Linked DNA regions of Homo sapiens: region 1 is linked to region 2. The links are chromatin contacts, found by Hi-C or POLR2A ChIA-PET in ENCODE. All regions are on one chromosome and are shown on one strand. The core of a region is the stretch at or near the end of the contact, and the rest is flanking DNA. Distances in the headings are between cores, read along the strand shown.

What was found. A loop is a pair of places that touch in the nucleus more often than their neighbours do. ChIA-PET counts read pairs that join two places held with the same protein, here RNA polymerase II (POLR2A). Pooled maps may share reads with other maps.
Region 1: a map of CD8-positive, alpha-beta T cell shows a loop between it and region 2 (8-fold over the local background). The contact joins the enhancer-like site here to the promoter of LINC01426 in region 2. A Hi-C loop is called at or near these places in 2 of 168 maps with a recorded cell type or tissue (CD4-positive, alpha-beta memory T cell and CD8-positive, alpha-beta T cell), 1 of 37 single-sample maps with no recorded cell type and 14 of 50 pooled maps. POLR2A ChIA-PET finds 5 or more read pairs at or near these places in 1 of 52 experiments (activated T-cell).

The regions. Positions count from the first base shown.
Region 1 is chr21:36,109,775-36,115,585 of GRCh38, reverse strand. The region is part of intron 1 of CBR1-AS1 (CBR1 antisense RNA 1); the gene reads left to right. Among named protein-coding and RNA genes, the nearest start is that of CBR1-AS1, 14 kb to the left of the region's middle. RefSeq lists enhancers at 1,351-1,410, 1,748-2,260, 2,402-2,501, 2,542-2,671. Within about 2 kb of position 1,810, at least 27 of the 41 ENCODE cell types and tissues checked have a DNase peak (open chromatin) inside an H3K27ac peak, as active enhancers do; they include CD8-positive, alpha-beta T cell, where a contact is called at or near this core.
Region 2 is chr21:34,742,451-34,747,770 of GRCh38, reverse strand. LINC01426 (long intergenic non-protein coding RNA 1426) reads right to left here and starts at 1,946. Exons shown (of 3, transcript NR_038885.1): 1 at 1,755-1,946. LOC107985515 (a long non-coding RNA gene) reads right to left here. Exons shown (of 3, transcript XR_001755016.1): 3 at 3,833-5,140. RefSeq lists enhancers at 565-859, 1,066-1,565, 1,566-2,067.

The DNA.
Region 1 (5,811 bases), core at 561-3,060, 1.4 Mb before region 2:
CAGTCTGGGCAACAAAGCAAGACCTTATCTTGAAAAAAAAAAAAAAAGAAGAAGAAGATGATGCTGGGTGCAGTGGAGGCTGAGGTGGGTGGATCACTTGAGGTCAGGAGTTCCGGACCAGCCTGGCCAATGTGGTGAAACCATGTCTCTACTAAAAATACAAAAAAAAAAAAAAAAAAAAAAAAAATCCAGGTGTGGTGCTGTGCATCTGTAATCCTAGCTACTTGGGAGTCTGAGGCAGGAGAATTGCTTGAACAGGTTGAACAGGGGAGGCAGAGATTGCAGTGAGCCGAGATCACGTCACTGCACTCCAGCCTGGGTGACAGAGTGAGTCTCCGTCAAAAAAAAAAAAAAAAAGGAAAGGAAGAAAGAAGGAAAGAAAAGGGTACTAGTGTATTTATTAGTTTTCTATTGTTGCTGTAGCAAATGTTCTCAAATTTAGGGGCTTAAGACACAAACTTATTACCTTCTGATTTTGGGGTAGGAAGTCTGACACAGGCCTCACCTGCCTGGGATCAAGGCGCCAGCAGGGCTGCACGCCTTTCCAGGGGGCTAAGGAGAGAATCAGTGTTTTTGTCACCTGCATTACGTGGCTTCCTCCATCTTCAGTACCAGCAACTTTGCGTCTCTCTAACCCCAAAGTCACATCTTCTTCTGACTACAGCCTGGGAAGGTTCTCAGCTTTAAGGATTTGTTTGATTACATAGGGCCCACCTGGATAATCTGCCTTCTCAAGGCCTTTAACTTGAATCAGCTGCCCCGTCCCTATTGCCGTATCACATATTTACTGATCCCAGGCATTAGGACACGGACACCTTGGTGAGGAGGCTTTATTCCGGCTACCGTGGTATGCTATTATTTGTATCAAAGTATTTGCTTACTTAGACTGTCTCTGGAAGGGGACATGGGAAGCTGGTAACAGCAGTTGCTTCTGGGGAGGACTGGGTAGCTGGGGGATGTGGAGGCTGACTTCCCACTGTATCTAGCTTTCGTTCATTTGGGTTTTTAATCAGTGTGCATATATTTACTTGAAAAAGTGAAGAATTGGCCAGGCACGGTGGCTCATGCCTGTAATCCCAGCACTTTGGGAGGCTGAGGTGGGTGGATCACTTGAGGCTGGGCGTTTGAGATCAGCCTGGCCAACATGGCAAAGCCCCATCTCTACAAAAAGTTGGCCAGGTGTGGTGGCACATGCCTGTCATCCCAGCTACTCAGGAGGGTGAGGCAGGAGAACTGCTTGAACCCCGGAGGTGGAGGTTGCAGTGAGCCAAGATTGCACAATTGCACTCCAGCCTGGGTGACAGAGGGAGACTCCATCTCAAAAAAAAAAAAAAAAAAAAGTAAAAGTGAAAGTTTACAGCTCTTAAGCTACATGGTGGTGGTTCATTGATGTGGTGTGTTTGCTTTCTTGCTAGTAGTGGAAGTTATCTGAGAGACCGGCAGCGAATCTGTACAGGTCTGCAGCAGCCTCAACTCTTCCTTCCTCAGAAGAAAAAAATAGATTGTCATAAGGCAGGAAAAGAGACCGAGGCAAGTTTTACAGCGGAGTGGAAATTGATGAAAAAGATTTAGAGCAGGAATGAAAGAAAGGAAAGTACACTTGGAAGAGGCTTAAGGGGGCACCTTGGAGGTCAAGTGCTCCGTTTGACCTTGGACCTAGGATTTTACATGCTGCCCTGCTTCCGGCGTCTTGCACCCCTTTCCCTTCATTCTTCCCTTAGGGTGAGCCACCCGCATGCGCAGTGACCTGATTGTGCTTGGGAGGCAAGCATGTTTACCGGAGTTACGTGTGTTTACTGGAGCTGCAGGCATGCTCACCTGAGTCGTTCTTCCCGTTTCCGGTGGAATGACCCCCTAGAAGGTTACCCCCCGCCATTTTGCCTCTGCGTGTGTGTGTGTGTGTGTGTGTGGGGGGGGGGGGGGGGTTGTTTTTTGTTTTTTGTTTTTTTTTGAGTCAGAGTTTCACTGTTAGTTGCCCAGGCTGGAGTGCAATGGTGCAATCTCGGCTCACTGCAACCTCTGCCTCCCAGGTTCAAGTGATTCTCCTGCCTCAGCCTCCTGAGTAGCTGGGACTACAGGCGCACGCCACCATGGCCGGCTCATTTTGGTACTTTTAGTAGAGATGGGGTTTTCACCATGTTGGCCAGGCTGGTCTCTAACTCCTCACCTCGTGATCCGTCTGCCTTGGTCTCCCAAAGTGTTGGGATTACAGGCATGAGCCACTGTGCCCGGCCGCCAGTGAAGTTTTTTTTAAGATGCTTAGTACTGTATTCCAGATACCCGAGAATGTTACAGTAGGTAGCTAGTGGGGCATGAGCAGGGCAGGAGACAGCTCCCCCCACACACCAGAAATGTCAGGCGACCATCACGTGATGGGCCGGAGGTTGTCATCCTGCCTCGCTAAAATGATAATTGGTTGCAGCTGGCACCAGGGAGCGGCCGTTTCCCAGTAGATAGAAACAACTGAAATTGGTAGTCCGCAGTTGCGCTCCAGCCTGGGCAACAAGAGCAAAACTCTGTCTCACACAGAAAAACAACCCCAAAACAACAGCAAAAAAAACCCACGAAAAAAAACCACCGGCTTCCAACCTCTACTGCCAACCACCATGACAGTCACTAGATGGCGCCCTTTCACTCTTTCTGGTACCGCTGGTCACAGGGCTTTCTCCTTGCCTGTGCCGTTCATGTTGAACCCAGCAAGTATGGGTGATAGGCAGGCTTCACTGATTTCTGTACACATGTGAAGGCTGTTTCCTCCTCTGTAAAATGAGGGTTATAATAGTACCAGCTCATTATGAGCTGTACTAAGACTAAACGAGAGTGTACATAAACGTCTCTAAAAAGAGCATACCTAGTAAATAATCATTGACTAATGTTAACTATGGACATTAATGTCTACCTTCCTGGTTAGAAAGTTTTCCCAGGCCTCTCTTCTTCCTATGAAAGGGCAACTCGACCCAACCTTAGGGGACCCTTTCCTAACACTATCTTAATTCTGTCCCAGCCTATCAGTCCTTAGATGCCGCAAACATTTGTTTCAGGTAAGCAACAACTGCATTTTGTCTGTTTAGCTTTGTAGGCAATATTTAAATTCCAGATCTACATTCTGATTTTCCCAAATGGGGCCAACTCCAAAAAAAAAACAAAGTTTGTACCAAATGAAGTTAAGTTACATGATAAATCTATGGCTCTTGTGAACAGATCTCAAAGCAATTGCCTTCAGGTTACGATGGGATTTGTAAACTTTTTTTTTTTTTTTTTGAGACAGAGTTTCACTCTTGTTGCCCAGGCTGAAGTGCAATGGCACTATCTCAACTCACTGCAACCTCTGCCTCGTGGGTTCAGGTGATTCTCCTGTTTCAGCCTCCCGAGTAGCTGGGATTACAGGCGCCTACCACCACACCCAGCTAATGTTTTGTATTTTTAGGAGAGTTGGGGTTTCAACATGTTGGCCAGGTTGGTGTCGAACTCCTGACCTCAAGTGATCCACCTGCCTCGGCCTCCCAAAGTGCTGGGATTACAGGTGTGAGCCACTGCACCCGGCCAGTAAACCCATTTTTGATGGAACGCAGGCTAGCATCACATTAGAAATGCTACCCCACCCTGTCCTATGGGACATTTGTCATTTTGGGGCTTTGGTCCTCATTGATCCTTATTCAAGGATGTATCCTTCCTTCCTTCCTTTCCTTCTTCCCTTCTCCTTCCTTCCTTCCTTCCTCCCTTCACTTTCCTCCCTTCCTCCCTTCACTTGCCCCCTCCCTCCCTCCCTCCCTTCCTCCCTTCCTTCCTTCCATCCTCCCTCCCTCCTCCCTCCCTCCCTCCCTCCCTGCCTTCACTTTCCTCCCTCCTTCCCTCCCTCCCTGAATTCTTGCCTCCTCAGAAGAATTTGACTGAGGGGCATAAGGCAGAATAAGAGACCAAGGCAAGTATCAGAGCAGAAGCTAAAGATTATTAAAAAGCTTTAGAACGGGAATGAAAGAAAGGAAAGTACACTTGGAGGAGGCCCAGCTGGGCAAGTTGAAGGACAAGTGCCCCACTTGACCTTGGATTTAGGGATTTAGGTGCTGGCATACTTCCAACATCTGGTGCCTCTTCCCCTCATTCTTCCCTTAGGGCGAGGGTGATCTGCGTGCATGCGCGGTGGCCTGCTAGGCTCGGGAGGTGAGCATGCGCAGTGTGTTTGCTAGAGTTGTATGCATGCTCACCTGAGGTAGGTGTTCTTCCCTTTTCTGGTGGAATGTACCTGGAAGGTCATATGCCAGTTAAACTCTGCTATTTTGCCTCTTAATGCACATGATTGAGCCCACTCACCCAATTCCTGAGATCTTATCGGGAAGCTGCCAATCACCAGTTTCAGGTGTTTTTTTAATCTGTTGGGAAACTGTCTTTCCCTGGTGCTGGCTCAGACCAGTTATTATTTTAGAGAGGCAGTGGGACAACTGCTGGACCATCACCTGACATTCCTGGTGGGGTGTGGGGGCCTTCTCCTGCCCTGTTCATGTCTGACTACTACCCTCTGTAACATTACCTGGCATAGATTCCAGCTAAATATGAGTTCCTTTCTGGTAACGACCAAAATGAGTGATTGAGGCACTAAGAAGAAGAGGGCAGGAATCGCCATGTTTGGGTGGACCCAGTTTCTAATGGCCTGCAATTGCATATCAAAGGTTGCCGGCCTGGCTCTAAGAGCCTGTGCTTTCCTGCTAGACAAGAAACATTTATGCAGCTGCTTTAAAAGAAAGAAACAAAAACTTCCCAAGGACCCCTTTTCCTCTCTATCTGCCTAAAATAATTTCTTAATAACTCCTATAACATTCCCCCCTGTGGAGATGTCACCCTAACTGCTGTTAGGAGGTTTTGGCTGATGACTCTTTCTGGCTGCTTCCTGCTGAAAAGGGGCGTTGAATGGGGAACAGCAGCGAGGGCTCCTTGTGGGGTCAACCTAAAGGTCCTCAGAAGAAAGGCCTGTCCATGAGTGGCTCAGTTTGCGGGACCATTTGGAGTTTGATCGCTTCTAGGTGAGAGGAAACAATTCAAGTTATAGTATTGAGTATACAGGGTCCAATTATTAATACAAGACATAACAGCAAGAGGGTGCTTATTAAAGGGGTTAACCAATTCCATAAAGAAGACTGGAATTCATTAAAGAGGGATTGTAGCCACCTGGGGCTGAAGTCTGCATTTTCCCTGAGCTTGTCAGTAATTTTGACTTTATCGTTAAGCCCTTGTAGATTTTGTTATAAATAAAGTTTCGGTGCCGCAAAAGACATAGCACTCGAATATAAAATTTTCTTTTTAATTCTCAGCAAGGCAATGTACTTCTATAGAAGGGTGCGCCCTTATAGATGGAGCAATGGCGAGCGCACACTTGGACAAGGGAGAAGGGGTTCTTATCCCTGATGCACGTGGCCTCTGCTGCTGTGTTGTTCCCCTATTGGTTAGGGTTAGACCGCACAGGCTAAACTAATGCCAATTGGTTAATTTAAAGAGAGTGACAGGGTGAGTGATTTGGCGGGAAAAATTGTTATGGCAGAGCAGGAAATCAGAATTCAGGGCAGAGCAGGTAATCGGAATGAGTCAGGATGGAGCAGGTAATCGAAAATGTTTGCGTTACGAGGAAGTTTACAAGTAAAAGGCAAAGAATGGAACATACTGACATATTGATTCTTTGAAGAGAAATTTAGAACTCATATCTAACAATCTCTCCTCTTGCATTTCCTTACAGCTCTTTCCCTTCAAACTTCTTTAACATGTCTTGGCTTAGTTGTTCTGCTTGATTTTCCAAAAGAAGAAGCTTCTCTGGATAAGGTG
Region 2 (5,320 bases), core at 697-3,196:
AAAAAAAAAATGACATGAAACTGACTCATCAGAGCTCCATCAGGCCACGGGCTACAAATGTGGCTGGGCCACGTAGACAGAAAGACACACGGCCCTGGTGTAGGAGAGGAAAACACACTGTTTTCAGGGAGGTGGAATTAGGGGTTTCCCTGTCCCTTCTCTCTCAAAGCCTTTTCCAATGAATCTAGAATTTTTAGTTTCTTAATAATGTTCCTGTTGCTCTTCCATCTGGATGCAAAGGAGATCTATTCACGACATCTCCAAGAATGAACTCCATAAGAGCAGCAGAGTGGTCAAGGCCTACTTTCCCAGGGGTTCATTTTCTTTTTGCCTTTTTTTTTTTTTTTGAGACAGAGTTTCACTCTTGTTGCCCAGGCTGGAGTGCAGTGGCACAATCTTAGCTCACTGCAACCTCTGCCTCCTGGGTTCAAGGAATTATCCTGCCTCAGCCTCCCAAGTAGCTGGGATTACAGGTATCCACCACCATGCCCGGCAATTTTTTTTTTTTTTAAGTAGAGACAGAGTTTCACCATGTTGGCCAGGCTGGCCTTGAACTCCTGACCTCAGGTGATCCACTCGCCTCGGCCTCCCAAAGTGCTGGGATCACAGGCGTGAGCCACCGTGCCCGACCAAGGTTCATTTTCAATGCTGTTGACACGAAGGCTAAGATCACAGGGGAGGTCACAATTTTAGGATCTCAGCTTTTAGAATGCTGTCTTTTTAACCCCTTCAGCATTTCCATCTTATTGGAAAAGGGCAGGCAGGAGGGCAGATGGGAGGGAGGGAGGCAGTTGGGCTTTCTTCCTGTCCAGGGGCCAGCTCTGCCTTCCTGGTCCTCACTCCCAGCCCCACTCCTTCCTTCCCCTGTTCTGTGCCTCTCCTATCTACTCCTTCCACATCCCTAGCCACCTCACAGGCTCTTCATGGGGCTCAAGTGAGATAATGCAGGGTGTGAAATTCTTTGTCAATGAACGCATCAACTCTACGTTCCATTTGCTGTCATTATCTCCTGTATCTTTGTTCCACTTGTGCAGGTGATTTGTCCCCCCGCCAGTCCCCGTCCCCTCACCCCCAGTTTCATGGATAAGGACCAGCTGTAGACTCTGCCAGGCCCTGGGCAGTGTTGGTATCGTGCTTGGAGGTGCTGCTCAGTTATGCAACCCACCCTCCTCCCCCAGCCAGAGCCACAAAGCCACTAGGGCACTGTACCAGTTTGTTTATTTATTTATTTTTGAGATGGAGTCTCCCTCTGTCACCCAGGCTGGAGTACAGTGGCACGACCTTGGCTCACCACAACATCCGCCTCCCAGGTTCAAGCGATTCTCCTGCCTCAGCCTCCCGAGTAGCTGGGATTACAGGCGCATGATGTCACGCCTGGCTAATTTTTGTATTTTCAGTAGAGTCGGGGTTTTACCATGTTGGTCAGGCTGGTCTCAAACTCCTGACCTCAGGTGATCCACCTGCCTTGGCCTCCCAAAGTGCTGGGATTACAGGTGTGAGCCTCTGCTCCCAGCCCCACCGTGTTTAGCTTGGTTAGGCACAGAGCCTTGCATGAACCAGCACCTCGGGGACCCCATGACGAGGTCAGAGCGGGTGAGAGGCACGCACCAGTGTGACTGAGCCACTCGCTGGGACTCTGGGGGCAGCGTGGTGGGGCTTGAGATCAAGGAAGTGCCTGCAAGTGGATTCAACGATGAGACACTTCCCCGGCCCACAGGGTGGAGGGGTTGGCTGGAGGGGTTGCCTGTACTTACCAGAGACGGTCCCCGAGCGAGCTTGATAAGCTGAAAGAGACGCTCAGGAGAGCCCTGACAGAGCTCCCCAGGCTGGAAAGGACAGAACTCCCCACCGGAACTTTCATTTTCAAAGTTCAGCACCTCAGTTAAGTAATTAATAGGTCTGGTCACGTTCACAGCTCTCCAAAAGAGACTGATGGAGCTCTGCTTTTCCTCCGGAAGTGCTTTCATGGCAAGCCCAGAGAAGCCCCCTAGGAGGCAGCCTGTCATCCAATAATCACTTCCTCTCTCAGGCCCAAATTCCAAATCAGCTCAGCAATGGGCAGGGCGGCCCTGAGCCACGTCCAGAGGTTGGGATTTGCTGACTCCTGGAGGATATTCTGAGTATAGCAAGTAAGTGAACTCGCACAAACAATGCGTTCAGCAATGGGAAGAAAACAGCTGTTTTTGTCCGAGAAGTGTCTGGCATACCCAAGACTTCTTAAAGAGAGGAAAATATTAACCTAGAGCATAACAACCCCTTTCTCTTTTCAGTCAAAACCTAGACAGACTGTGTTGATATTAAGTTAACAAGTTCCATGGGCTAATACCTTCCGAATGAAATGAGAGGGTTCTTAAATTAATAGATGAAAACTCCCCTTCATACATCAGAGAACTAAGGAAAGGTAATTGCCCCCAATATTTATTTTCGATTTGGAAAATCCAAAGCAAGAAGGCTTTGAAGAAGTCAAGATCTGATTATAATTCTAGGCTCGGTGCCAATGGGATAAATTATCTGGCAACTTTTTTTGCACAGTTATTGATTCTATTTGTCTCTGACGCCAAGCGCCCAGCATGGCACAAAGCCTCACAAAGTGCTCCGAAAAGGGTGTCATCCCCACACCGTTGATAAGGCTCAGAGTCTCTCCACGGCCATAATGCAACCCCCTCCTCCCCAGGGGGCTGTTGGCACCTCAACCCACTAAGGGATCAGGAAGTAGAGTTTGCCAGTGAGGAGCCTGGAGACTTCAAGCCTGTTTGGCCTTGGTGTTCTTGTGATTTAGTGCCCTGGACTGGCAGGTCTAGGGACTTTTTGCTCTAGACAAACTTTTTAAATAGGCCAGGTGCAGTGGCTCAAACCTGTAATCCCAGTGCTCTGGGAGGCTGAGGTGGGAGGGTTGCTTGATCCCAGGAGTTTGAGGCTGCAGTCAGCCATAATCACACCACTGCAGCCCAGCCTGGGAGACAGAAGAAGACCTTGTTTCAAAAAAAATTTTTTTAATAAATATAAATTTAAAAAATAAAAAATCCCAACACATGCACACACATACATGCACACACATACATGCACACACACACATGCACACACATACATATATATGCATGTGCAAAAGGTATGCCCAAGCTATACTCTCTTTATTTGAGTTTTAATTTACAGAAGTTTTCAACCTGGCCAGGCCTGGAATCATGGAGAATGGGCTGGGAATGGGTCTGCAGAGGTTCCCAAGGACATGTTTGAAAAGCATCCTCCACCTGGGAGAGCTGGGTCAGAATTAGCACACTCTAGGAGAGTTGGGGAACAGCTAAGAGCGGGGCACACCAGCTCGACTAACTGAGCCTGAGCCAGTGGGAAAGTCCTCATAGCAGTGGTCACTGGAGCACGAAACAGGGACATGGCTGGCTGGGGCTCCTTCCTCCGCCCCTCCCCAAGCACAGGTGGGCATGCCGTGGTGGGGCTGGGAAAAGGCCTATGGCCAGGGAAGCGCAGGATGACAACAAAGGAATGGTCAAGGCCTAACAAACAGAAACAGCGATGCAAATTGCCTAGGAGATGGAGCGGCAGTCACTGGAGCTGGCGTTGCCCAGACTTTGGTTGGCTTCAGGGTGACAGTTCAAGAAGGCAGCTCCTCCTGTGGGCCAGTGAGCTTGCTCCAAGAGCAGCCCTTTCCAGCTGACGCCCAGAGTGACCCAAAGGCTCTCCCGGAAAGTCCGGTTCTAAGACGATACAGCTGCCCGTCATGGAGCAACCTGCCCAAAACCACAGGGGGAAAAAAATCCAATAACCAAATCCCGGTGACCACACCCTGTCTGCAGTTACTCAGAACTCACTGGCCAAGGTCCAGGGAGCAGACCGAGTCAGGCTGAAGTCTATCCACATTTAATTTTCAATTGAAAATGGAAACAAGTCAAGCCAAGACAAACCCAGGGCCTGATTTAACAGCATCTACTGCCATGGCAAAGACATTGTCATGTGGGGTGCCACAGATCAGCCACCACCACCCCAGGGAAAGGTTGACACCACCACATCCAGACACTTTTCACTCACCTTTCATATAGAAGCTCATCCACTGCATAGCAGCTCAATGGTATTGTTACTGTTATGTTCTTTTTACAGGTGAGAAAACTGAGGCACAGGTTAAGTGACTCACTAAGCTCTCACTGTAAATGGTGGGGCAGGTTTGAACCCATGTGTCTGGCTCTTTGGTTCTACATGCGTTAATTCTGATTATAGTGAACGTCTGAATGGCTAGAAATATTTGGAGATTGTGCCCGGATGACAGCTGCAGAGAAGTGACCGTGGCTGACCCTGGACAGCAGTGCTTGGTCTTGCTGGGAATCGTCAGGTCCTCTGCCAGGCTTTCCTGGGGAGCACCAGGTGAAGTATCATGGATTTGAGGTCCTCTGTACTGGAGGCAGGACGCAGACACCAAGAACACCTCCAGGCAGGTGCTGATTCGCCGGCGGAACATTTGCAATGTGCTCACCCCTGTTGTGGGTAGGGGATGTGGGAATATTTGCACTATTGGGTTATACAGGGCTCAGAGGGGAAGGCATCGTGGAAAAGGATTTGGCTTGAGGAAGGAACACAGGAGACATGGCCATGCCATAAGAAGGAAGATGCCTCCCTTTAGATCAGGATTTGACATCAGAAAAGAAGAGATCACTCCAGTGAAGGGCCAGGAGACCTGCCTCCCAGGGCAGAGAACTCCCCGCTCCAGCCCCTCCTGGGGGGACCCTCTCCAGCTGCAGACCCCATGGTGGGTGATCAGGGATGTGATACCTTAGATGGGTCCCACATCCCCTTCAGACGCTAATGGTGTTTGGCTTTAGCCGACAATGCTCCTCCAGGGTGTGGCCTCATTTCCAATGTCCAGCGTCCTGGAGTCTCGAGGTAGAACCTTGAGGACTACCCTTGTTGCCCAATCTCATGTTTCCCTCTAAGGGAAAGGCTCATGTCCCCACTGCCAGGCAGCCTCTGACACAGGGGACTCTTGTAAGCAAGTCAACACACAGCATGGATGTGTGGAGGGACTCAGAGGTCTCTTGGTTGTGTCCCCTGTATCGAATCCCGCTTGCACAAGGAACTTGACTTCTCTGAACATTTATTTCCTCCTCTAAAAGATGGCCACCATTAGGCTGGGCACCTATGTTAAGTAGAATTTTAAAAGATTGATTTAGTGAAATATATACAATAATAATAGGCTTGGCCCAGGGTTTGCAGGGAGAGCGCGAGCTTTGGGAGGATGCGACACATTTTTGGGTATTAGAAGATGACAGCAGGCAGAAGCAAGATACCCTAGAGGATAGGCCAGGAGGTCCCCTCT